Regions from separate parts of the Homo sapiens genome. Here all the other regions are linked to region 1. The links are chromatin loops, found by intact Hi-C in ENCODE. Cell type or tissue: heart right ventricle. All regions are shown on one strand.

Region 1 (8,000 bases):
CTGGCCACAGCTCATGTGCGTATGTCTGTGTTTAGAAGCCTCCTGCAACTCTCTTCTTGAGAGGTCTTGGCATCTTCTAGCATTCACCACTGGTGCACGAGACCTGAAGAAGTTGAGCTTTTCTAAACATCTTGGCATCAAGGTACCTCCTGGACGTTCCCTCGTGGTTTTACTGTCGCAGATCTGAAGAATAACTGTCTCAGGCAGCCACTGAGTCACTCTGAGAACAGCACTTAGCAGAGTTGATATTCTCCTCATTTGCATGATTATTTATTATTTTTTGCCCATGCCAGAATGCCAGTTCTCAGAGGGTGGTGGCCTTGTCTCATGTATTCTTCCAGAAGAGGTCCTGGCACATGGTGGACGCTCAATCAATATTAGTTGAATGAATTATGAATTCCATAGACCCTGCCTTTCAACCAAGAGGAGAAGAAAAATCTTGCAAGACGTTTGAGAGATGTGAATTTTTCATGGGGTTGCTTTATTTAAGGGTAAATAATTCAGAAGAGGTACCAGCCTCCTGACAAATGTGACTCTGGAAGGTCCCTTGGAGGGTCGCATCATTGGCTGTCATGAATGTGGATCTCTGGGATCCACAAGCAGAAAGGAGAAGCAGAGATGAGGTGGGCGGAGCAGGAGGCGTGGAGATGGAGCACGATGGGGACAGGGAGGAGGTAGGGAGATGTAGATTGAGAAAATGTGTCAGCCTCCTGGGCTACAGAGTTCATATCTTTAAAAAGTTAATATCTTCAAAGTTAATAAAATATTTTTTAAAGAGACCACCCCAACTTATTTTATTTTCAGATTATACATTAATGCAAACTCATCATAAAAGTAAAGCAGAATTCAAGTACAGAAGAAAATCAGCATGAATCTCACCACTCTGTCAGTTCACTTTGTGAACATTTTGCTAAGTTTCTTCTTCTTTTTTTTTTTCCCTCTACACACTCATACTTCTCTTGTTTTGGTTTGAAATATTTGATTACATAATGTGTACCAGTTTTGCACCTTGCTATTTTCACTAAATGCCATTAAAAGTTCTTTTTTTGTCCACTTAGTATTATCAAAAATGCTTTAAAACATCATTTTTAATGGCTACGTAATGTTCCATTTTATGGCTACATCATAAACCCTGTTGCACAGTTTGTTTTCAGGTTTTCTTTTTTTATATAATTATAGGTGAGTTAGTGACAAACATCTTTGTGAATGAATTACTGCCCTCGCTGTTTGATTATTTCATTCAGGTGAGTTGGAGAAGTGAAATTACAGGGCCCGAGCATAGGAATTTTTTTACAGACCTTGAAGGATGGTGCTGGATTGCTTTTCAGAGTCTTTGTACCAATTTACATGGAGTATTTCTATTTTGGGGACCTCCTCCTGGAACAGGGAAAGATTTTCTAGCTCTAGAGAGAGAATGACCTGTAGTAAGATTTGGATCAGAATTTCACGCTTTGTAAATCATTGATTTTAGATTTCTCCCACTTTCTGTATTTATTTACCTTCTATTCTCTTGCAGTAATTTTAGAAATGGCATTGGGAAAATTCCAGACTGTTTCCATGGTACTCAGAGCAGACAGCAAAGGGAGGTTTGGTCCATGCTTTGGATAGAGCTGCCAAGAATGGGGGACCGTGTCCTGTAGTGGGGTGGGGCGGGGAAGGGGTCCAACCTATGATGGCAAAAGGAGACCAAATGAGATGCTTCGTGGGAAAGGTGACACATGGGGTTGTAGTGATGGTGATGAGGAGTGGAGATTTGAGCTGATCCTAAATTTTGGAGGTTCTCATTTTGGTTTTAACAAAAGTAGGGTTTCTTGATAGCAGGCTGGACTGGATCAGTGATTTTCAAATTTTCCTTCCTCCTCCTGGAACTTTTGGATTCTATGGTGGTGCTTGAGTTAAGTAAATGATTTTAAGGTCATCTGCACCTAATTTAAAACTGTGTTAGTAGTGGTAATAAATATCAACACATACACATATAAATGTATATAGAATGTCATATTTTAACACCACGTGGACCTGAAGGTAGACACGTACTAACTGGTTTTAGAGCAGACTTTGAATGAAGCATCTCTCTCTTGAATTGAGGAGGGCTCTGAGGCTGGAAGGGCAGTGTGATTTGAACAGCTGCAGCAGCAGCAACATTGTCCATCAAACCAAGATAGACTTCTATCTTGGGGAAAGTGAATCAGAAACTCTATGTTACAGAGTAAACAAAACAGAATATACAGCCCGGATGCTCAAGCAGATCGAAAACTGCAAATGCCCTGTTTAACTCTCAGCTTTAATCTGGTCACAACAGCACCCATGTTCTCTTTGCTAGACTTTATTATATATATGCAGATAGATACCAATCATTTTTGACTGTTATATGTACAGCGGGTCCATTTTCATTTGAAAGAGAGTTCCTCTGAGGACCCTTTCTAACACTAACATTTTCTGATCAACAGGCCGACTTTATCATCCCATTTGATGGATGGATAAGTTGAGGCATTAAGTAAAGTCCTGCAGAGAGCTAGCTTTGCAGTTTAGTCTCTGTCAGATTTTGAGCAAGTTAGTTTAGTTCCCTGAGCCTCAGTGTTCTCATTTCTAAAATGGGAATAATAGTGTCCACTCTGCAGTGCCATTATGAGGGTGGAAATGAAACCCAATCTTTTCCTTTGCTCAGTGGCTAGGCTTTGGGAATGAGCATCTAATTCACATTTGCCAAATGCCGACTCCTCCCTCTTGTCCATGCTGGCCTCATTCTTGCCGTGACTCTATTTAATGTACTCTGGTAAGTTTTAGGCGTAGAAGAGGAAAGAAATATATGTATTGCCTACATACCTATTGGAACTTGGGATCCTTTAAAACATGCAGTCTTATTACAGTGATTCTTCTGTAATAGCAGTATTTATTTTCTGGTCTGGGGAACAAAAGCCTTCTTTTCCTTTCTTCGATTAAGAAATTAAAATCCAGTAGCATAGAATCTCTTAGAATCATTTCTTGTATTGCTTCCTAACTTGACCTTAACATTCTGTGTGACCTTTCGAGGCCCTTTTTACCTCTCTCAACCTCTGCTTCCTGTAAAATGAGGTGGTTGGGTCAGGTGACATTAACGGTCCTTACAGCTTTTCAGTTTTTAAATTCTACGAAGACTTAGGAGTAAAACCTTGAAGCGTTAAGTTTCTTTTCTGCGGGGGGGGAGAAAAATTACTGTTCTTTTAAATTGGCCACGTGGGGTCGCTAGTGATCTAAGAGACTGGTTCGCGAAGGTGGTACTGTAAATGTGTGGTGCTTCAGCGAACAGATTCTGGGGGTGGTTTATGAAATTTTCTTTTTGTCTCTCCCTTCAGCTCCAAAATTCACTCGAAGACTTGATCACATCATTAGTGTTGAGAGAATCATAAGCAGCTGCCAGAGATTGTGTTCAGAGCCAGACCGTGGTATCTCATGCCCACCTCAAAAGAAAAGAAAAAGGAAAAAATCATGGTAATCCTGGGGTGCAACTGGCTCTCCTTTTAGACTCTAACTCAAGCTGCTACATAATGTGGTCTTGCAATTCCTTGGCTTGAGAAGTAGGTCCTGCAAAGTTAAACTGGATGGCATAAAACATGCCTTAGTGATGGAGTCAACCTTTGTCTGGAAGAATCTGGAGTTACCAAAGGCAGAAGCATGGCAAAATTCTCACTGAAGAGCTGATGAGTGTCTCTCTTGGCAATTTTCCTGGTGGGCTTTGCTGATGGTTGAGGTGGGGTGGGGTGGGTGGCAGCAAGCTTGAATGACTGTAGAAATCAGGGAGGGTTCATTAAACAAAAAGTAAATAAAATAAAACAAAAATCTGGAAAGCTCATGTATCTTCCCACACCAGGGACAGGGTACCCACAGCATGCTCGGCACAGACCAGACCCTTTATGGAAAGTCAGCTGAACCTTGCCCTCGGCGTGCAAGGAAAAAAAATGTCTTTTCTGCCAGAAGTGTTGTATAAACATCCTTTTCCTACGATCCTGGATCCTGATCCTCTAGCTCCAGGACCCAGAGGAGCGTGGGGAAAGTATCTTAATGTAGACAGATTTCGAACTCCTGCTGTCCCTTTTCAGATCGTAAATTACCGTTAATGCTGTTTATACTCTTCCCCCTTCCTCTCTTAATAGTTTTAGAAACAGTAATTGACAACAAAATAGAGCCGCAAAGGGTGTAAGGGAGCCCTGCTTGGCTGGCTGAGAAGCAGCCAACTAAGTATCTGTTCATCATGTACGTCTCTGCAACAGAAGTAAAAGATTTACCCACACAGGTGCCCTTCCTTGCTTTCCTTTCGTCATTTTGCTGTGATGGAGCAGGGTACATCTCAATTTCAATTAACTGGAAAGAGAAAAGTTGCGTGTGTTTGCGTGCTTTTTGTCCACCCTGCTCCCTGTACGGGAGGCTGTACAAAGCTGGTGTGGGCTATGGAGCCTGGGGAGGAAGCTGCTCAGAAGTGGATCCCAGGATCTCTGTGGTTCTCTCTGCCCGGGTGTTGTCTTGTTTTGGGGTGCACGGTCCTCGGAAGCAGTTTCCTAAGACAATTCCAGCATGAGGAATATGCCCAGGCTTGAAGTTGGTGAGAGCTGGATTTAAATCCTAGATCAACCCACTTATTTAGCTGTCAACTTAACCTCTTAGAGTCTCAGTGTTCTCCTCTGTAAAATGGGGATAATACAGGTTGAATACCCCTCATCCAAAAATCCAAAACCCGAAATGCTTCAAAATGCAAAACTTTTGGATTTCACATCCAAACTTTTGCCATTGAATGCTGACACAATGTTCAAAGGAAATACCCATTGGAACATTTCAGATTTTGGATTCTCGGAGTAAAGATGCTGAACGCATAAGTATAATGCAAGTATTCCAAAATTAGAAAAAATATCTGAATTCCAAAATACTTCTGGTCCCAAGCATTTTGGATAAGGGATACTCAACCTGTAACAATATTCCCCTAAGGGAGTGGTTTGGAAGATTAAATAAAGCTGTGTTTGTAGAAAAAGTGACTGAGGCCTAGCAAGACATCCATGAATGCCTTTTCTTTTTTCAAAACCTCTTGACTTGTGCTGTCCAAGGTGGTAGTCACATGGGGCTATTGAGCACTTGAAGTCTGGCTACTTGAAACTGACAAGTTCTGTAAGTAGAGAATACACACCAGATATCAAAGACTTAGTAGAGAAAGAAAATAATGCAAAACATCTCATTAATAATGTTTTATACTGATTACATACTGAAATTTTAATACATTGCAAATATTGGATAAAATATATTCTAAAAGTTAATTTTACCTTTTTTAACTTTAAAAAATGTGGCCACTAGAAAATTCAGAATTGGATATGTAGCTTGTATTTGTGGCTCACATTATGTTTCTCTTGGGCTGTGCTTCTGTAGTTTCTCTTTTACTCACCTTCTATTCAAATTCTTTCCTTCTCTTAAGGCCTAGCTCAAGCTTTGCTGTCTTTTTGGGTCCTTTGGGTCAATCTCTCCCTTCCCTAAAATCTCCTAGGGGTTTTGTCATGGAGAGACAGTCACATAATGTGTATTTGTGGGCTGAATTTAAGCAGGAAAAACATATAAAGTGTTTAGCCCAGTGTCTGGCACATCACAAACAAAATAGTATGATTCATTTTTTTTTTTTTTGAGATTACCATTGGAGTCTGGCTACCTAGTTCAGAGCCGGTTTTTTTGCTGCCTTGCATCCTTCTCATGTGTTTAGTCTCTCTTCCTTGTGTGTTTAGTCTTGTTGAATATGCCTGTGAGGACAGAGAACCCGTCTATTTTTCCTGGGTTTGTTCTTAACCCACGAGGCAGCTCTAGCACAATGGATTCTCCCCTATGATTATTCACGGACAAAGCCAGCGCCTGTTGACTAAGCTGTCATCTTGGAGTCATTTGCCATTCTTTCCATTCTTTCCTTCATTCCACAGGTATTTGTTCTTCTTGGGATGCTTTTTCACCACTCTTTTCTTCATTGAGCTAACTCTTTTGCATCCTGAAAACAGTAATCGAGGTCAACATGTATAGCACTCACTATATATTCACCCTATTCTAAGTAGTTTATGTATATGAATAAAGTTCATCCTCACAACTGCCCTGTAGGGCGAGTATTGTCATTTAACTCATCCTTCAGATGAGGAACCTGAAACACAGAAATTAAGTAACTCATCCAAGGCCACACAGCTAGTGAGAGGTGGGGGCTGGATTCAAATCCAGTACTACAGTCCCAGAAACCATAGTACTCTGAATCACCAGGCTCGAAGTCATCGTCACCAGAAGCCCTTCTGGAACACTGCTCCTAAATTTTCAACATACCACTTGGCCCTTCCATCACACCCAGCCCCATGTGAGTATCTGTCATAGGCCTTATCCCATATGATTACAATCCCTGGTTTCCTCTTCAGTTCCCCTCATTGCCCTGTGATCTCCCTGAGGATCTCAGTGAATCCCGGTGAAAGAAGGAACATGGCTTTAGGCTGCAGGGGACAGATTCTCCCAGAATCCAAAGACATGAGACTTAAAGAAGGTCTTCCTCTTTCATGTCATCAAACTGTTCATTTTTTTCCATACCTCTTTTAGCAATCTGTAACCGTCTTGTTTGTTTTCATTTACTTGATTTAAAAATAAAATAAAATAAAAAAAAACTTTTCCTTCCCCCAAGAATGAAGGCAGAGAATTTATCTGTCTTGTTTGCTGCTTTACTTCAGTGCCCGGCACAGAATGTATATTCAGTAAATATGTGTCAGGTGAGTAAATGAATGAATGAATTTATTGTGTTTCTGTTATGGGCCAGGTACTGTGTAGACACCATGGTTCTTGCCTTCACAAGGTTAACAAGTTTATGGAGGGTGATGGGGAAGATGGCAAGAGGCAGTAACTATATAGAAATGGAGAAAGAACAGGGAGCTTGGCTTCTCATTGAGCTCCTTTCTGTCCATTGATGGCAGTTGATGGATTTGCATGAGAAGAAGAGAGAATTCACAGAACTAGCGTTATTTTACTTTCTGTCTTTACAGAGGTATATTTGGCTGTTTTGTGAGACATTCTGGGAAGAAAAAACAAACAAACAAAAGAACAGGGAGTTTGGAGAACCAAAAAGAAGAAGGATTTAGCATTGGGTGAGGGGAAGTCCAGAAAGGGTTTCTGCAGAAAGTGACAACTAAGAGACCTGAAACATAGTTGGGAGATGACCAAGCAGAAGACAAAGGAAAGAGCTGAGTAAGGAAGGAGAAGAGAGATGTTTCAGATAGAGGGAAGGAGAGGTAGGAAAGGCCTGGCAATCTGGTTATTTTCAGGCCTCTTGGGTGCAAATGGTAGAAGGGAGGAGCTTCATGAATTTTGAGCACCTTGATGTCCAAGCCATGGCAGAATTGGACTTCCCTTCATGTATTCCTTTTTCCACCCCCCACCAGCTGTCTTTGTTGCCTTCATTGTTCCCAAAGCCTCCTTTTCATCCTTGTTTATTCCTGGCTGGAATAGGTTCAGTGGAACCATATTCCTCCGACAGTTTGCATTGCTTCACTTGCTCAGGAGCCGGTAGCACTGCCAGCTGCCTCTGGGACCGGAATTTCTTACATTTATCTCATGAGCTATACTTTTCTGTCTATTTTTGCATGTTATCCTTTGATCCTCGCAGCAACTGTGTGAGTTCTCTCAATTCTTAGCCTAAACCTAAAACGTGTCTATTCTCAGCCTCTTACTCCCATTCCACTGCGATTCTCTTAAGTGTACTACTCTTCCTTCCTCTTCCCTACACAGATGCTTGAATCTGCCAAGAAATTTGCTTCCCTTTCTCTCTCTATGTATATCATTTAAGAACCCCTAAGCCAAAAACACACCATCTGATGAATACTTAGAGAGGCCAGTAGGGTACAGTATTTATACTCAGATCTATACTTTTGATCTGTTCTGGGAGGTCAAAGATATTTGGTCTTAGATTTCATACTTTGTGTGTTTCCTTTGTTTTTGAGACTGTCTAGGTCTATTCTGTCTTTGGACAGCTTGGA
Region 2 (8,000 bases), 160 kb after region 1:
AGAATTTTAGACTTGTCTTTGGAAGTGCAGTACTTGTTATAAAATTTTCTTAACCTGTCTCCCACCCACATCTTCGACAATTTAACAAATTCCCTTTAAATAGGCTGCCATTTTGCACTGTTGCCATCTACTTGTCAAGTTTTAAGCTACTCTTTTGCATAAGATGATGTTAATGAGCAGGGAAATCCCATTACTTAAATTTAGTGAAACTTTAGCTCACTCAAGGGGCCTCTTTGGTAAGTTTTTCTCTTTAAGAGATGATGTGAAAATGTCTATTTAAAATAAGGTTAAGAGCATTACTGCAGTAATTTTTACTTTTAAAAACGGGTACCTTTGGAAACACATTTATATCAAGAATGTTCAAGAATTGCAGAAAACAGCTGCACACAATCTTGACAAAAATAGCTTTAGCTTTCTATAATTTTTGCACTGTTTAAGGACTGCACTAAAGGAATTTGAAATCAAGATGATTGACATTATGCTTTTCTTTAATGCTGCAGACATGGGCTTTAAAAAAAAAAGTACTCTGCACGCAAAACCTAATTGCTCTCTGCTTCTGCAAAGGGTTCCCTTCAATATAATTGCATTTTCCTGATATAACTGATTAAAATAAATTAAATGAGCCACTCACTTATTCTTCCAGTTTGCAAACTTTGAAATTTTTAACAGGGTTTTTATACAGGCATACATTGTGCAACTCTACAAACTATTTAGTAAAGTGTATTATAAGTACACTTTTGAAAACCTAGATAACAAGTTCTTAATAAAAAGAAAAGATGACACAATGTCTAGCCCAGGGGCCATCAAGTAAATCTCTTCTGATGCCTTTTCAAGACAGCCGGTTCTTACCAGCTTTGTCTAGGCCCTCTGTAAGATGGGAGCTGCCTTCGGTGAAATTTATATTTCTTCTGATTTGTTTGCATCACCATTTGGTAAATGTTGATGAAGGAGAGGCAAAGTTCTTGGGCTGGGCTTCCATTTCCATGTTCTTTCATGATCCTTAGCTTTACTATTAAAAAAAAAAGTATCTGTATCTATAGTATGTGTGTATATTACATTATTAATTATATTATGTATATGTGTATGTTTTACAAAGATGGGCTTGTTTCAAGACTTTTTATAAGTCCCAACTAAGCTTTCTTGTGATTTATGCATTTATGAACACATGTATTATTTTAGTGGTAAATCGATGTCATTTACACTACAGAAAATATATCAGAGTTTATAAATATGTTGCAAAATAATAGCTACTTGGCTTAAAGTAACTTATTGAGTATGTGGCAGTTGTTAAAAGAAAGAGTTCATGCATTGATCAATGGAACGACTGCAGAGTGACCATAAACCAAAATGGGAAGGGAGAATAGAAAGAATAGAAATCGTGGTAGAAGACAGAGTGGCAGACGAAATATTGGAAATAATCTACTCATTTTCAGTTTTCTTTCTAAATAACATCATATCTCACTGTGTCTTTTGTCACCAGGTGTTATAAACCTTAAATATGTGTGTGTGTGTGTTTTTTTTTTTCTCTGAGAAATTTTGAGGGAGTTAAGGAGACCGAGCTCCTCAAGTCTTTAAACATTCTGGTCAGGTTTCCTCCAGGGGCTTGCTGCTGGAAGAATGTCTTATGGGTAAATTTCCACTCTCAGCAGGGAGTGTTTTGCATGAACTGACTCCCAGGAGAATATGTTATTTTATTCCATACAACAAAGCCCAGGCAGTGACTCATATTAAACTGACCAGGATGGGGGAGGGGAAACATTGACCTGGAGGGAGTTGAGGGGAGGGTAGAGGACACAATTTACTTTCTAAAAACTGACTACAGCTCTCTGGGAAATGAAAAAGCTCTGAGGTTTCTGTGTTTCCTTGTGATGTCTTTGTATAAAAAGTATTTGCAATGTGTCATAAGGATTTTCTAAGACAAAATGAAGATTCTCAGTCAAGGGAAGAAAACCCAAGACTTTCTTAGACAAAAAGTAAGGAAACTGTCTTTCTCACCTACAGTTGTTAGTTATAATATCAGCTATAATTGATAGGATGGATATGGCTAATTTAATAAAGCCAGTTACTGCTCAGCACAAGAAACAAGACTCATAAAGATACTGATTTTAAAGGAAAGCCATTTCTTGCCTGGATTTGCATGTTTCAATGCGACACAACGTAAACATGGATTCTTCTCACAATAGCTAAAACAACTTGAATCTCAAATACCTTTCCTTTTTAAAAAGGTTAGAGACTCACCAACTGTTACTGCCCTGATGTTTTCTATTGTTAGAGGGCTGCTTCTTGATAAAATGATACAGCTGTGCAATTCGATCCTTTTAATTATCTTTTTTATTATTACAACATGCACCAGGGTCCTAAACTTCTGAGGATTTATTGATAAGGGCGTCTTCCACTTGTACTGCCCCATTTTATTGCTGTTTTTATAATGGTTTCTAACTAATAAAATGTTATCTTATTCATTTTGTTTATGTGTAATAAATCAGAAGCCTTTCCCCTTCTTCGGCTAGGCAGATATGGGTGTGCATGGGTAGGGGAGATTGTCTCAATATGTTAAACCAATGATGTGTTTTGCATACAAATAGAAACTAGTACAAGAGCATTTCATTAAGGAAAGTATCGCTGTTTCTGCATGACCTAGGGAAAATTAATATTCTAAATACAAAATCATGTGACTTGGGGTTTTGCCTCTTTCCAGCAATCAAAGCCGTGAAAAGCTGTCTGGAATAAAGCTTAGGTTTCTTCTTCATTCCTATGAGCCATATTATTTCCTTGTTGAAGAAAAGATACAATGGAAAAAATAGTGTGTGCAGTTTTTAGGCAGCTTTATATTCTGGATGTTATATTCATTCAACAGATATTTATTAAACCCTTGAGATGTGTCAGACACTGTGGTAGGTACAGGAGTGAACAAGAGACATGGTTCCTGCCCCCAGACAGCTTATATTTTTATGGGGGGAAACAGATACCAAACAAATGATTATGTCAATGAATATGTAATTTCAATTGTGATAAGGGTTGGGAAGGAAAAGCTCAAGAAATTGAGACAGTATATTGCATTAGGATTCATTCACTCATTCAGATGACTTTTCATTTTCTTGCTTTATTCAAAGACAAGGAAGGCACCACTGCAGCCTGGTGAGGGAGGCTTGCCCTTGCAGACTGTCTCCTGGGGGCCCCTGAGACACTGGGTAGCAGTTCACCCAAAGGAGTAGGCAGGACGTGGTGCTGAGAGGAGGAGCTGCCATGTTATCTGAGAGCTGAAAAGTTTTCCGGGCACAAGACCACATGGGCAAAGGCAAGGGGAAGGGCAGGGCATGCTTTCAGAGGAGAGTGAATAGTTCTAGGAAACCAGGGGAGGAGACCTGCAAGGTTTGGAAGTAAGCCTGGAAAATCAGGCTGAAGGCAAGTGGTGAAGAACGTTGTGTGCTTTGCTGACGCATTCAGACTTCATTCTGAGAGCTGCGGGGGCCTGTAGGAATTTAAAGAGGGAGGTCATAGTGGACATATTCAGTTACCGATAGAGCATCCATCTGTCCATTTCCCCTTCCTGAGAGTAGTTCCACTTATTTTCAGGTAGCTACCCATCTCCCAATAGCCCATATGCTCCAGGGGAAGTTGAACCAACCTCCAGCTGCAGGGCTTGACCCTATTAAGAATCATCAGAACCCTCTTAATACTATTTAATAGCCCTCTTAATACTTCTCTGGACCTGATTGGACTGGCCATTTTGGCCGAGGCCAATCAGCTCATGACTTCACTTTGGCTACAGGACCCAATTTAGGAATAAGTATATGACCAATTCCTGGCAGTTAGATGCAAAGGGGGGATCTGTGGGAAAATTCTGGGAAAGCAATTTCTTTTCTCTTAACAGAGCCATTGAACAAGATGCCTTTTCTTCTTATGAAAGCCAAGGGGTACAGATGTGGAGCCCAGATTGCTATAGCCAGCATGCTGTCTGGTTGCCGACCTCAAGCTGAAGCTCTCACCCCCAGTAAAGTACAGTCTGCATGGTTTTGTATGCCCCTTACTCACATGTGATCCTAGGTAGGATACACAGTGGAGATTAATCATTGTAAGTACCTCACAGGAGGTTTGGCAGGGTGCGTGGCTCATAGTAAGTGCATAATAAATGTTAATTATTTTTATTCATTTATTAAATACTTACTGAGAGTCTGCTATGTCCAGGCACCATGCTAAGTACTAAGGATAGACAGTAAGCAAGAAAGACACAATCCTTGCCCTCAGGGTATGACTTATCTTTTATTTGTCACTTGCAGGGATTTTGTCATTCTCCATATTGCAGTTAGTGACCGATGTGTACTTTACTCATGTTTATATCCACCCATGGTGCTTAAGATGGTGGCTTATAGGTGGTGGAAACTCACTGAATGTCTACTGAAAGGAAATGCCAAAATAAACATGCATCATATGCCTTGTAAGTGCAAACCCTGAGCCAACCCACAGTGGCAATACTCATGGAGAGACTGTGTAGTTCAGTGGTTAGAGGAACTGGTGTTTGTTTCAGAAAGGCTTTCCTTTAAATTCTGGCTCTGATGCTCAATAGCTCTGTGACCCTGAGCATGTTACTCTTTCCTTGTCCTTAATATGATAATACCTGTCTCATTAGGGGTGCTATGAGGGATTAAATGAGATGGAAATTATATATATTATATACTATACATAGTGTATTGCCTAGAAGTACGCAATATATTATATATTGCACATAGTGCATTGCCTGGAAGAAAGTCACCTCAATAAATTACAGTTCTTTGTTATTTGGGTATTTCACTGACATGAAATATTCACTTTGTATTCATTTGGGTATTTTATTTTAACAAACTTTAGTCATTTTGATTCCCCAGCTTCTGGATACTTTCCTATTTGAGCAGAAGCCCAAGGAGGGGGCAAGTATTTCCTGTCTCTACTGGCTAACAGCTAGATCCAGGGCCAAAACTTGAGTGTGAGTAAGAAGAAGCTTCTGTCTAGGACTTTGAATAATGAGAGAATGATGTGAAGAGACATTATCCATGGCATCTGTGCTGGACTCAGGAGATCACTGGTGTAGAGTGAATGTCCAGGGCAAATGAGTCTAGCAGCATGGAATGGGTTGGGAGGGAGCACATGGCCGGTAGTGATGGGGCAGGATCCTGGCTCTGCTCACAGACTCTTGAGCCTAGTTCCTCTGCCTTCAGATCCATTCCTTGAACATCCCAACACCATTTATTCATTCCCTTCCTGTGTAAATCAACCAGAGTTGCTTTCTGTTGTTTGCCACCAATGACCTTAGTTGCATTTGTGATTGCATAAATGCATCTAACATTTGCATTCTATGAAATGTGAGAACTTCTAAACCAGAAATTCAAATTTTGTACTTTTATGGCATTAATGGAATACCTCATGAGTTACTGAAGGTTATTTGTGTTATTAAAAAGTAAACTTGAAAAAAAATCAATATGAAATCTTCTCACTAAACCATTAAAAGCCAGATACCCAGCAGTGAGGCTACCATATAGAAATAACCTTATTTTATATTTCTTGAGCTTGGCTAAAATCCAGACATGACGCTGCTCAGATAATGTTATTTTCAATGTGTCATCTTATTCGTGGCAATCTTCACTGTATGTGTAACTCAAGAAAATATTGACTACAAGCCAATCCATGGGCCAAAGCCTTAAATCTAAACTCTGTCCCAACTTTTTACTTTAGCTTACTTTTAACTTTTGAAATGTAGTCTTTGTAATAGGCATTGTCTCAGTTTTAGAGGAGGGGGTCTTCTGTCAACAATATTTAGATCAGTTGTAGTTAAAACTTTTTTTTTTCCTATCTGGAATGTGATTTTAATAGAAGATTCTATTTGAATAAACCCAGAGTCCAGAGGCTACATGGTTTTTATGCTACTGCTCTCAGGGAAGATTGGAGGCTTCCATTGCTCATCATCTCTTCTGTGATAAACAATATACAGAGCAAGATAGAAACAGTGATGAATTCATGGACAAAAACAAATTAAACAAATTTGAGACGAGAAAAAGGGGAATCATGGCAGACAAGGGGCAGGACTAGATTGCAGCTCTGACTCAGATGGACAGAGCAGTGTATGGAGGCTCGCATCATGAATTTTAGCTACAGAACGACTGCAGGAATAAACTAGGAAACCCGAGGGGGCCACAGACCCTCCGAAGGAAGCAGATTGCTCCTGCAGGACCCAGGAGATACCCCAAATATGCTGAGTGCCCAAACTGCAGGAGTGGGGAAGGGAGATTGTTTACCTCTAAACACACATCCCCACTGGGGAAACTGAAGGTCTAGATTACGGGAGAAGATTTTGGCTTTATCTGGAGCTCAGCCAATTTAGAGAGCCAAGCGAGGTACAGAAGTAGAGGAAGCAGTGGAAAAGGCCCTGTGAGCTCGCTGGGTCCCCAAGCTGGTCATTCCTACCTGGCTTCACAGGAATCCTTTGGGAGGGCTGCCAGAGGCACTGGGAAAAGGCCACAGGGAGAAGGAAATTTCCAGCTGAACATTGTAACAATTTGAACTGATCAAGAAGCCTCCTGGTCAGAACTTGGGGAAGGGTGTGAATCCAGTGTGCAGATTCCACTGACTGGGGAAGAAGGAAATCCATACTTGCTTTCGCAGCTGGGAGGCAGGTAGCCTGGGGCAAGTTCTTAGCCCTGCTCACCCACTGCCTGGAAACAGGATTGGTGCTGTTGGGAGTAAGACTGGCACTCTGGGTTGTACAGGAGCTGGGTGAGGTCTGTAACTGCTGGCTATCCCCCACTTCCCTGACAACCTGCATGACACAGTAGAGATAGCCACAGTCCTCCTAGGAACATAACTCTGTTGATCTGGGAACCTCACCCCCATCCCCTACAGCAGCTGCAGCAAGACCCACCCAAGGAGAGTGTGAGCTCAGACATGCCTAGGCCTGCCCCCACCCAATGGTCCTTTCGTACTCATCCTGGTAACTAAGACAAAGGGCATATACTCTTGGAAGTTCTAGGGCCCCACCCACCATGTTTTTCTCCATACTACCACAGCTGATGCTCTCTGGAAAACGCCACCTCCCGGCAGGAAGCCAATCAGCACAAAAATAGTGCATTAAACCACCAAAGCTAAGAACCCACACAGAGTCCATTTGACCACCCTGCCACCCACACTGGAACAGGTGCTGGTATCCATGGCTGAGAGACCCACAGATGGTTCACATCACAGGACTCTGTGCAGACAGCCCCCAGTAGTAGCCCAGAGCCTGGTAGACTCCCTGGGTGGCTAGATCCAGAAGAAAGATAACAATCACTACAGCTCAGCTCCCAGGAAGCACATTCATAGGAAAAGGGGGAGAGTACTACATCAAGGAACACCCCATGGGACAAAAGAATCTGAACAACAGCCTTCAGCCCTAGACCTTCCCTCTGACAGAGCCTACCCAAATGAGAAGGAACCAGAAAACCAACTCTGGTAATGTGACAAAACAGGGCTTTTAACCCCTCCCCCCACCCCAAAAAAATCACACTAGCTCACCAGCAGTGGATCCTAACCAAGAAAAAATCCCTGATTTACCTGAAAAAGAATTCAGGAGGTTAGTTATTAAGATAATCAGGGAGGCACCAGAGAAAGGTGAAGCCCAATGTAAAGAAATCAAGAAAATGATACGAGGTGAAGGGAGAAATATTCAATGAAATAGATAACATAAATAAAAAACAATCAAAACTTCAGGAAATAATGGACACACAGAAATGGAAAATGCTCTGGAAAGTCTCAGCAATAGAACTGAACAAGTAGAAGAAAGAAATTCATAGCTTAAAGACAAGGTCTTTGAATTAACCCAATCTAACAAAAACAAGGAAAAAAGAAAAAGAAAATGTGAACAAATCCTCCAAGAAATCTGGGATTATGTTAAATGACCAAACCTAGGAATAATTGGTGTTCCTGAGGAAGAAGAGAAATCTAAAAGTTTGGAAAACATATTTAGGGGAATAATTGAGGAAAACTTCCTTGGC
Region 3 (8,000 bases), 530 kb after region 1:
CTTCTCTCTCCTGGATTCTCAGGGTCCTATTGCTGCTTTCCAAGATCCTAAGTCATGTCCTCAGCTTTAGGCTTCCTCCAAGATGGACTTGATCCCATAGTTATCCAGTTGTGTGACCTGGAGCAAGTTACTTGAACTCACTTCTTTCCCTATAACATGATAGCTGGGAACTACTTCATATAATAATATTCACAATGCAGAGAAAGGACACATGGAAAGCCCTCAAAAAGTCATTTTGAGGGTCATATAGATTGAGGAATATTCATTTATATAAACACATTGAATTCTCACAATAACCCTGTGAACTAAGTGGCATCATTAATCCCATTTTTCAGCTAAGGAAACCAAAGCACAATTAAATAAAATAATTTGCCTAAGATTATACAGCTTTTTTTTTTTTTTTTTTCGAGACAGAGTCTTGCTCTGTCGCCCAGGCTGGAGTGCAGTGGCATGATCTTGGCTCACTGCAACCTCTGCCTTCTGGATTCAAGCAATTCTCCTGCCTCAGCCTCCCAAGTAGCTGGGGCTACAGGTGGATGTCACCATGCCTGGCTAATTTTTGTATTTTTAGTAGAGACAGGGTTTCACCATGTTGGCCAGGCTGGTCTCAAACTCCTGACCTTGTGATCCGCTCACCTCGGCCTCCTAAAATGCTGGGATTACAGGGGAGAGCCACCATGCCCAGCCTTGATTATACAGCTCTTAAGTAGTGATGGTCATAGGTGAGCAGGGAGTCTGGCTCACGGGATAAAGTTATTAACCACGAAGCTCAGAGCCTCTCTAATAAATGTTAGCTATTATTATTATCATTCCTAACTATTCTAGAGAACCCTAGGACCCGAGAATGTAACAGCTATTCAGTTCTTTAGTCATATTAATTTGGGAATACTCAAAATGTCTCAGCATATTAAAGCATTTGAGAAGTCAGATAGTAAAGACATCATTTATTTTTTTTAAGTAGACTTTTTACTTTAGAATGCTTTTAGATTTACATAAGAATTGCAATGACGGTAGAGAGAATTCTCATGTATGCTGTGCCCATTTTCCCCAGCTGTCAAGATCTTACGTTAGTATGATCTTAGTCTGATCTTAGTATGATCCTTAGTTTGTCAAAACTAATGAACCAATATTAATACATTACAGTTGACCCTTGAACAATGGGTTTGAACTGCATGGGTTTACTTACACCTGCATTTTTTTCAGCCAAAGGCGGATCAAAAATACGCATGTGTGAGATGAAAAGCCCTCATACAGGGCGGGCTGACCTTTTCGTCTATGTGGTTCCTCAGGGTTGACTGCAGGACTTGAGGATTTTGGTCAATGCAGGGGTCCTGAAACCAATTCTCTGCATATACCAAGGAACCACTGTATTATTAGCTAAACTCCACACTTTATTCAGATTTCTTCAGTTTTTTCATAATATTTTCAGGCTTCCCTGCACAATACCACGTTGCATTTGGTCATCATGTCTCTATAGGGTCTTTTTGCTTGGAACAATTTCTCAGACTTTTCTTATGTTTGTTAACCATGAATGTTTTAAGAAGTGCTGGTTAGGTATTTGGCAGAATGTCCCTCCCTTTGGGCGTGTCTGCTGTTCTTCTCATGATTAGACAGGGGTGATGGGTTTTGGGGACAAAGACTACCAAAGTACAGTGCCATTCTCATCACATCCTATGAAAGGCACATGTTACCAACATGGCTTATTAGTGACGATGTTAAGCTTGATCACCTGGCTGACTTAGTATTTGTCAGGTTTCTCCACCACATGATTACTCTTTTTTCATGTTTCCTTACCATACTCTTTGGAAGGAAGTCACTAAGCCCAAGCCCAAGCTTAAGGGGTAGGGAGGCTCCATCTCCTTGCAAGGGGGGTGTCTACATAAATCACTTGTGATTCTTCTGCATGGGAAATGTGTCTCATCTCTTCCATTTATTTATTCAACCATGTATGTATATCAGCATGGATTCATGGATGTCAGTATTGTACATTGAGTTATAATCCAGTACTATGTTATTTATCTTGTTATTCAAATTTTTCCACTTTTGGTCACTCATTGCTACTGAGGTGTTGTTGCTTTCAGACTCTCTCAGCAGTGAGAGTTTAGAAACATATGTGTGTATACTAATGCCATTTAATGTTTTGTTTTGTTTTGTTTGAGACAGAGTGCTCACTTTGTTGCCCAGGCTGGAGTGCAGGGGCACGATCTTGGCTCACTGCAACCTTCGTCTTCTTGGCCCAAGGAATCCTCCCACCTTAACCTCCCCAGTAGCTAGGACCACACGACACCACCATGACGGGCTAATTTTTTTTTTGTAGAGATGGGATTTCACCATGTTGCCCAGACTGGTCTCACACTCCTGGACTCAAGAGATCTGCCCACCTCAGCCTCCCAAAGTGCTGGGATTATAGGCGTGAACCACCGCGCCGGCTCATTTAATGTTTATAAGCAAATGTTTCCCAAATTTCTTTGACTTCGGGGACCTCCTTCCCTCTCAGTACCCCAAACATTGGTTAACACACCTCAGAAGGTTAATATTCCATGGGATCCAATTTGCTAAGTGGGACTATAGCAATAGCATTTGTCTATCTCAATTTTAACAATAGAAAGTATTAGTAACAGTAGCTACAATTATAATAGGTACCGTTTAGCGACTATCTATTATGTACTGGTCCTACAGGTTAAGGTGGTGGGGGAGACTCCTGAGTCCTCATTCTCAAGGGATTCGGAGTCTAGTGAAAGACAAACAAATTACAGATCAGTGTCATAAGTGATTTGCTGGAGATAAAGGCCTCCATTCATGGTATTGTTCATGCCTGAATAACTGCCTGTCTTTCTGCCTTCCTCTTTCCTCTCTCTGGTGCATTACCCAAGGTGAGCTAGAGTGAACCACCTCAAATGCTGTTAAGGAAGTATCTCTCTCCTTTGGAAACCCTTCAAGGGTTTCCTGTTGACCTCAAGATAAAGCCCAGCAGGACTAGGACTAGAGGGAGACCAGCAAGACACCTCAGGACAAATGTTAGGAAGGGCTTGCTCAGATGCAACCTTGCACTTGCACGTTCCTGGCAGTGAGCGCATCCTTAGATTGTGCCCAGATTTCTTTTGGTGACTTACAAGGCCTTTTATGATTGGGTCTCTGTAATATGGACTCTTTAACTGCCGTCTCCACCACAGGCTCTCTTTCTGCAGCCACATCTGACATGCTTCTCTTCCCCAGGCTCTCTCTTCACAGCAAGGTCCAGGTGTTTCTGGAAGAATCTTCTCCTCTTCATCTGACCAATTCCTACTCTTTCTGCCAGTCTTGGGTAAAGGTTATGTGCTCCGGGAAGATTTCCCTGTCCTCAACTCAGGCTCTCCATCGAGATCCTATTTTCAAGCATGTCTTCCCCGCTCCTAGCGCCCTCTACTGGCCTAGAGAGGCACTGATTCTATTGATTGTCTACTAGGTTGTGTCTTTCCTGCCTGGATTTTCGCTCACTGTTTAATTTCCACTGCCTGGCACGTGGCCATGAGTGCTCAATACTGTCAGGTTGAGTAAATGAACACATGATTGTATGTGGGAATGAACTCAGACTGAACATCAGGAAAGGCTTCCAGGAGCAGGTGATGCTTAAGTTAAATCAAAAAGGAAAGATGAAGCTTCAGTAAGGCTGAGAACTTTAATAATAGGTTGAACCCCATCCAAAATTGTCATTTATGTAAACAACAAATGGTTGAGTGTTCATAAGCATCAACCTAATAATAGGTAACATCATTGAATATTTAGTGTGTTATGCTCTTTAAATGTATCAATTTATTATTGATGCTATTAACCCCATGGGATAAATACTTCTATTATTTACATTTGAAAAATGAAGAGATTGAGGTACAGAGAAGGTGAGTAACAGACCCAAAGTCACACAGCTCAATAACAAAGCCAGAGCTCCAGCCTAGGTCATCCACTCTGGAACTCAGAACCCTTGGCCTGCATCATGAAAGCAAGGACAGGGAAGGTATAAGAAGATGAGACGTGCATTTTTCATAGAGATCTGTTGCACAGATTGAAGGTACAGTGATAGCTGAGGAGGAGCTGCAGTCATCTTGAGGTGGTCATCCTAATATCATTACATGGTTTCTTTTAGCCACCTGTTCCCTTAGCCAAGATACCCCCTGACTTCCACCTCCTGTCAACTAAGGCACCTTCAGGATATAGAATATAGCCTGGCATTTTAGGGGGTGTAAACCAAATCATCTCAGCTCTGCCCCAGGGTGTCAGCCCCATGCTGCCTAACCCATATATTTGAGCTGCTTGTTGTGGGCTTTAAGGTCGTTAGTAAGCTCCAAGAAGGCCCTGTTTTGATAAGAGAGAGCAGTGCTGTCCCCTTTGGGCACGGCCCTTCCCCTGGAAGGATGCAAACAGATTTTGAATATGTAATACTAACTGAAAGAGGCAGTATGGCTTAATGACCTTTAGCTGGTAAATCTAAGACATTACCGAGAGGGGTAGGAAAGGAGCTGCAGGTCCCAGATAAGTGCTTTAATTGCACCAATAACCCCATGTAGTTTTCCAAGGCCTCAGTTTCAATATCTGTAAAATGGGGATAGAGCCTGCCTGTCTCATTACATTCTGGTCCCTCTTAACTTTCATGTTCACTTATGGTTCTTACCACATCATGGTTCAGATTGATGTTCTATACAGCTGTGCTCCAAATACATTTTGGGTTTTATATTTCCTACCCCAGTGGAGTGACTTAGACTGCAGGGAGAGGTTACAAAGAGGAATCATTAAAAAGCCCTTAGTAATAATTGGTGAAATATTTACATGACAGATTTAGATTTATTCAGGTGATTTTATTCCTGAACAAAACACTGCTTTTTGTATGTATAAATGGCTGCTTAAAAGACAAAAACCCTTTAACATGAGAAAAAACACATCTTGGGTAAAGACCTGCACGATTAAAAATAAGAAGCTTCAAATGGCAACCTGGGAGCTGATGGTTTGACGGTTTGGGCTTCAGATGGAATTCCACCTATGGAACCCTCCAAACCTTTAAGTATAATTAAGCACAAAATACCACCTGAAGGAACACTGGAGATTAGACATAAACCCACAGAAGCCAGAAAATTCAGGTCACCAGCCTCATTCTGCCCTGGTTAGAGGGTGCTTTGATGCTGTTCTCTCCCTGGGGGTCAGGAGCTGCATATAATCTCCTAAACGATAAGGACCAAAAAAAGGGCACAAAAGCTTGAATTAAAGGCAACGCGTATACCAATTTTCAGCTGCTTCCCTTTTGTCAGCTGAAGGAAGCCTATAGATTCTATTTAGCACACTTAGAAATGAAGTTTCCTGATTTGGAAAATCAAACGTTTAAGCTGTACAAAGAAAATAGCCACCTTCAACCTCTACTTATATAACCTGAAATCCTGTACAATATACTCCAACCAAGGGGGTCCATTTCTTTGGGGCCCTGCTCCTTTTCTTTTGGGTTTGAAGAGGGCTTGGGATTGTTGAACTTGCTCAACATCACACAGCAAGAATGGAGCAGAGCTGGGATTTGAACCCCCAAATTGATGTTTATTTCTACAACAGTATGCTGAAAACATTTTGAAAAGTGCCTTTATAAAATGTATCATGATGTTCCTTCCTCCTTCCTCTTGTTAAAGCTTCCTGTAAGAATTTTCATAATTCCTGCCTGTAAGTCACTGAGCAAAAAGGACTGTTTAACTGCAGACAGGAGCCGAGGAGAGGCCAGGGACATGGATAACTGGGAGGAATGGCAGCTTTTCACATTTATCTGTCCAGATTGGCAGGGTAATGTCTATGGGCTCTTTGCTCTCCCCATAACCATGATGCATCTTTCGAAAAGGAAGAGAAGTTGCTCAGAAGGAGCAGTTAGATAATTGGTTGTGGAGAGGAGGACTTAGCAGACAGCAACAGGTATCAACTCTGTGACACTTTCATCTACATTAGAAGGTGAAATAGGTCTTAAAAAACTATCCTGTGTGATACAATTACATGGTGAGAGAAATAAAATCTCATGGCTGAGACTGAAGTCAGATCAAATTTAAAGCACAGGTAATTAAAGAGACAAATCAGTATCTATCTTATAGGCTTGTCATGAGGATTGAATATTTGTAAAACACTTTAAACACAGTCTGGCACACAGTAAGAATATAAGTATTCAGAAAGTAACATTTCATGGGTCGCCCTGTTGTCCAGACTAAAATATGAATCTAAGGATAGAGAGCTCATATTCCTATTACACAGTAAGTGCTCAACAAAGTTTAGTGGATAAAAAACTTAGGTTAACACTAATGATCTCACAATATGTGAAATCCTCAAATCCACACCCATTTTGTTTCTCATCAAGTGTGTACATGTTAGGGTATTGGAAGTATAAAACACTGCAAAATCAAGATTATGAGACTGTTCAACTCCTCTCCTTCAAAATTGAGAGTTTATCTACGTAAGTCACTAAAAACATTAAGGGGATCAGGAAGTATCACATAATAAAAAAATGTTTGGAGCTTCAAGCTTTCCCCATGTAAATAGGTACCACCATTTCACACAGCTCTCTGAAGTGCTCAAGTTGCTGAAATGAATGTACAGAAGTTATCTTGTTTCTGGAGATTATAGGTAAACATTTTATGATACCTGAAGGGTCAATTCGTAATCTTCAATAAAGTGCTGGTTTCTTCGTGCAAGCCTCCCAGCCTCCTTTACAAAATCAAAAACAAGAGAGGTACTACAGCAAATTACCTGATTAGCTATCTTTCAAAATTAAATTGGTTCTGATCTGGATGTTGTCAAAAAAAATATCTAAAGCCTGGGGAAGATTACAGTGTTTGTAAATCAAAAGCAGCTGCTTCTATTTGTAATGGCTGTCTTTCTTTTTTTTTTTTTTTTCTGAGCCAGAGTCTCGCTCTGTTGCCCGGGCTGGAGTGCTGAGGCATGACCTCAGCTCACTGCAACCTCCGCCTCCCCCGTTCAAGCAATTCTCCTGCCTCAGCCTCCCGAGTAGCTGGGATTACAGGTGCTCACGACCATGCCCAGCTAATATTTGTATTTTTAGTAGAGTCGGGGTTTCACCATGTTGGCCAGGCTGGTCTCGAACTCCTGACCTCATGATCCACCCACCTTGGCCTCTCAAAGTGCTGGGATTACAGGTGTGAGTCACCCCGCCCAGCCGTTTTTGTTGTTGTTGTTGTTGTTGTTTTGGTTTTGTAAGCCTGATTTGACAATCCCCTTTTAGGTTTGAGTTCACAACAAATATGAAAACTAAGCAAAGCATTAAAGCACAAAGAACAGGCTTTGTCATGGAAATCCTAAAATGCTCTTAGCTGTTGCAGGAGTGTGAGATGTTGGCTTGGGCATCAGTAGAGAAAGCTAACCTGGTAGTTGATAATGACAAGTAGTTATGTAAGTAGATTTTCTGAGCCAGGCAGTTGGGCTTTTCTAGAAAATAGAAGTTGCTGAGCAAAAAGGGTGTGAAGAAAGGGCCTGGTGTGCCTGTATGTATAGCTCTCATCCACACAGCCTAAGTCCTGGATTGCCTACTGAAGTCTCTACTCAGGATACCACAATTTAACAGTTTCACACATTGCTTTGGGTTTTAGGCAATTTTTTTTTCTTTCTGGTTCATACCTGAAAGTAACTTTTTGCAAGAGCATTAAACTTAACTCTGGGTTACCTGGAAGAAGAACTGGAAATCTCAGATGACTCACATTTCCTGTGCTGTAACTCCAGGATTTTCAAACATCTGACACTTTCATCCCGGTTATCGAGGAAATAATATGTTAGCTCCGTCAGACTGCTTTGAATGGTCATGCATTGCTTAACGACAAGGATACGTTCTGAAAAACGCATCCTTAGGTGATCTTGTTGTTATGCAAACGTCATGGAGTGTACGTACACAAACCTAGGTGGTATGTACATTTTTATTTATATATTTTTTTCCTATGGAAAACCAAATGTTCCAGCACTATTACTGAATATCAATCATTTCCTCTACTCATGCTGCA

The links. Hi-C counts contacts between places; a loop is a spot of excess contacts. Peaks named below come from ENCODE experiments on the same cell type or tissue, not always from the same donor. Only the 100,000 strongest peaks of a DNase experiment are listed, where the experiment ranks them.
Region 2: a loop joins it to region 1, with 4 times the contacts of the local background. A loop is called at or near these places in 26 of 110 quality-filtered maps.
Region 3: a loop joins it to region 1, with 9 times the contacts of the local background. A loop is called at or near these places in 48 of 110 quality-filtered maps.

What each region holds. Positions count from the first base shown.
Region 1 is chr4:17,319,786-17,327,785 of GRCh38, reverse strand. SNORA75B (small nucleolar RNA, H/ACA box 75B) reads left to right here and starts at 6,904; the gene lies at 6,904-7,040. In heart right ventricle, CTCF peaks have their summits at 3,026 and 3,229 (motif pointing right); a DNase peak (open chromatin) is centred at 3,230; H3K27ac peaks cover 693 bases.
Region 2 is chr4:17,162,473-17,170,472 of GRCh38, reverse strand. No RefSeq gene overlaps it. Among named protein-coding and RNA genes, the nearest start is that of LINC02493, 20 kb to the left of the region's middle. RefSeq lists an enhancer at 6,862-7,363. In heart right ventricle, no CTCF peak of the experiment used is centred here; a DNase peak (open chromatin) is centred at 3,275; H3K27ac peaks cover 3,112 bases.
Region 3 is chr4:16,790,442-16,798,441 of GRCh38, reverse strand. The region is part of intron 1 of LDB2 (LIM domain binding 2); the gene reads left to right. Among named protein-coding and RNA genes, the nearest start is that of LDB2, 100 kb to the left of the region's middle. In heart right ventricle, a CTCF peak has its summit at 3,406 (motif pointing left); a DNase peak (open chromatin) is centred at 3,431; H3K27ac peaks cover 1,622 bases.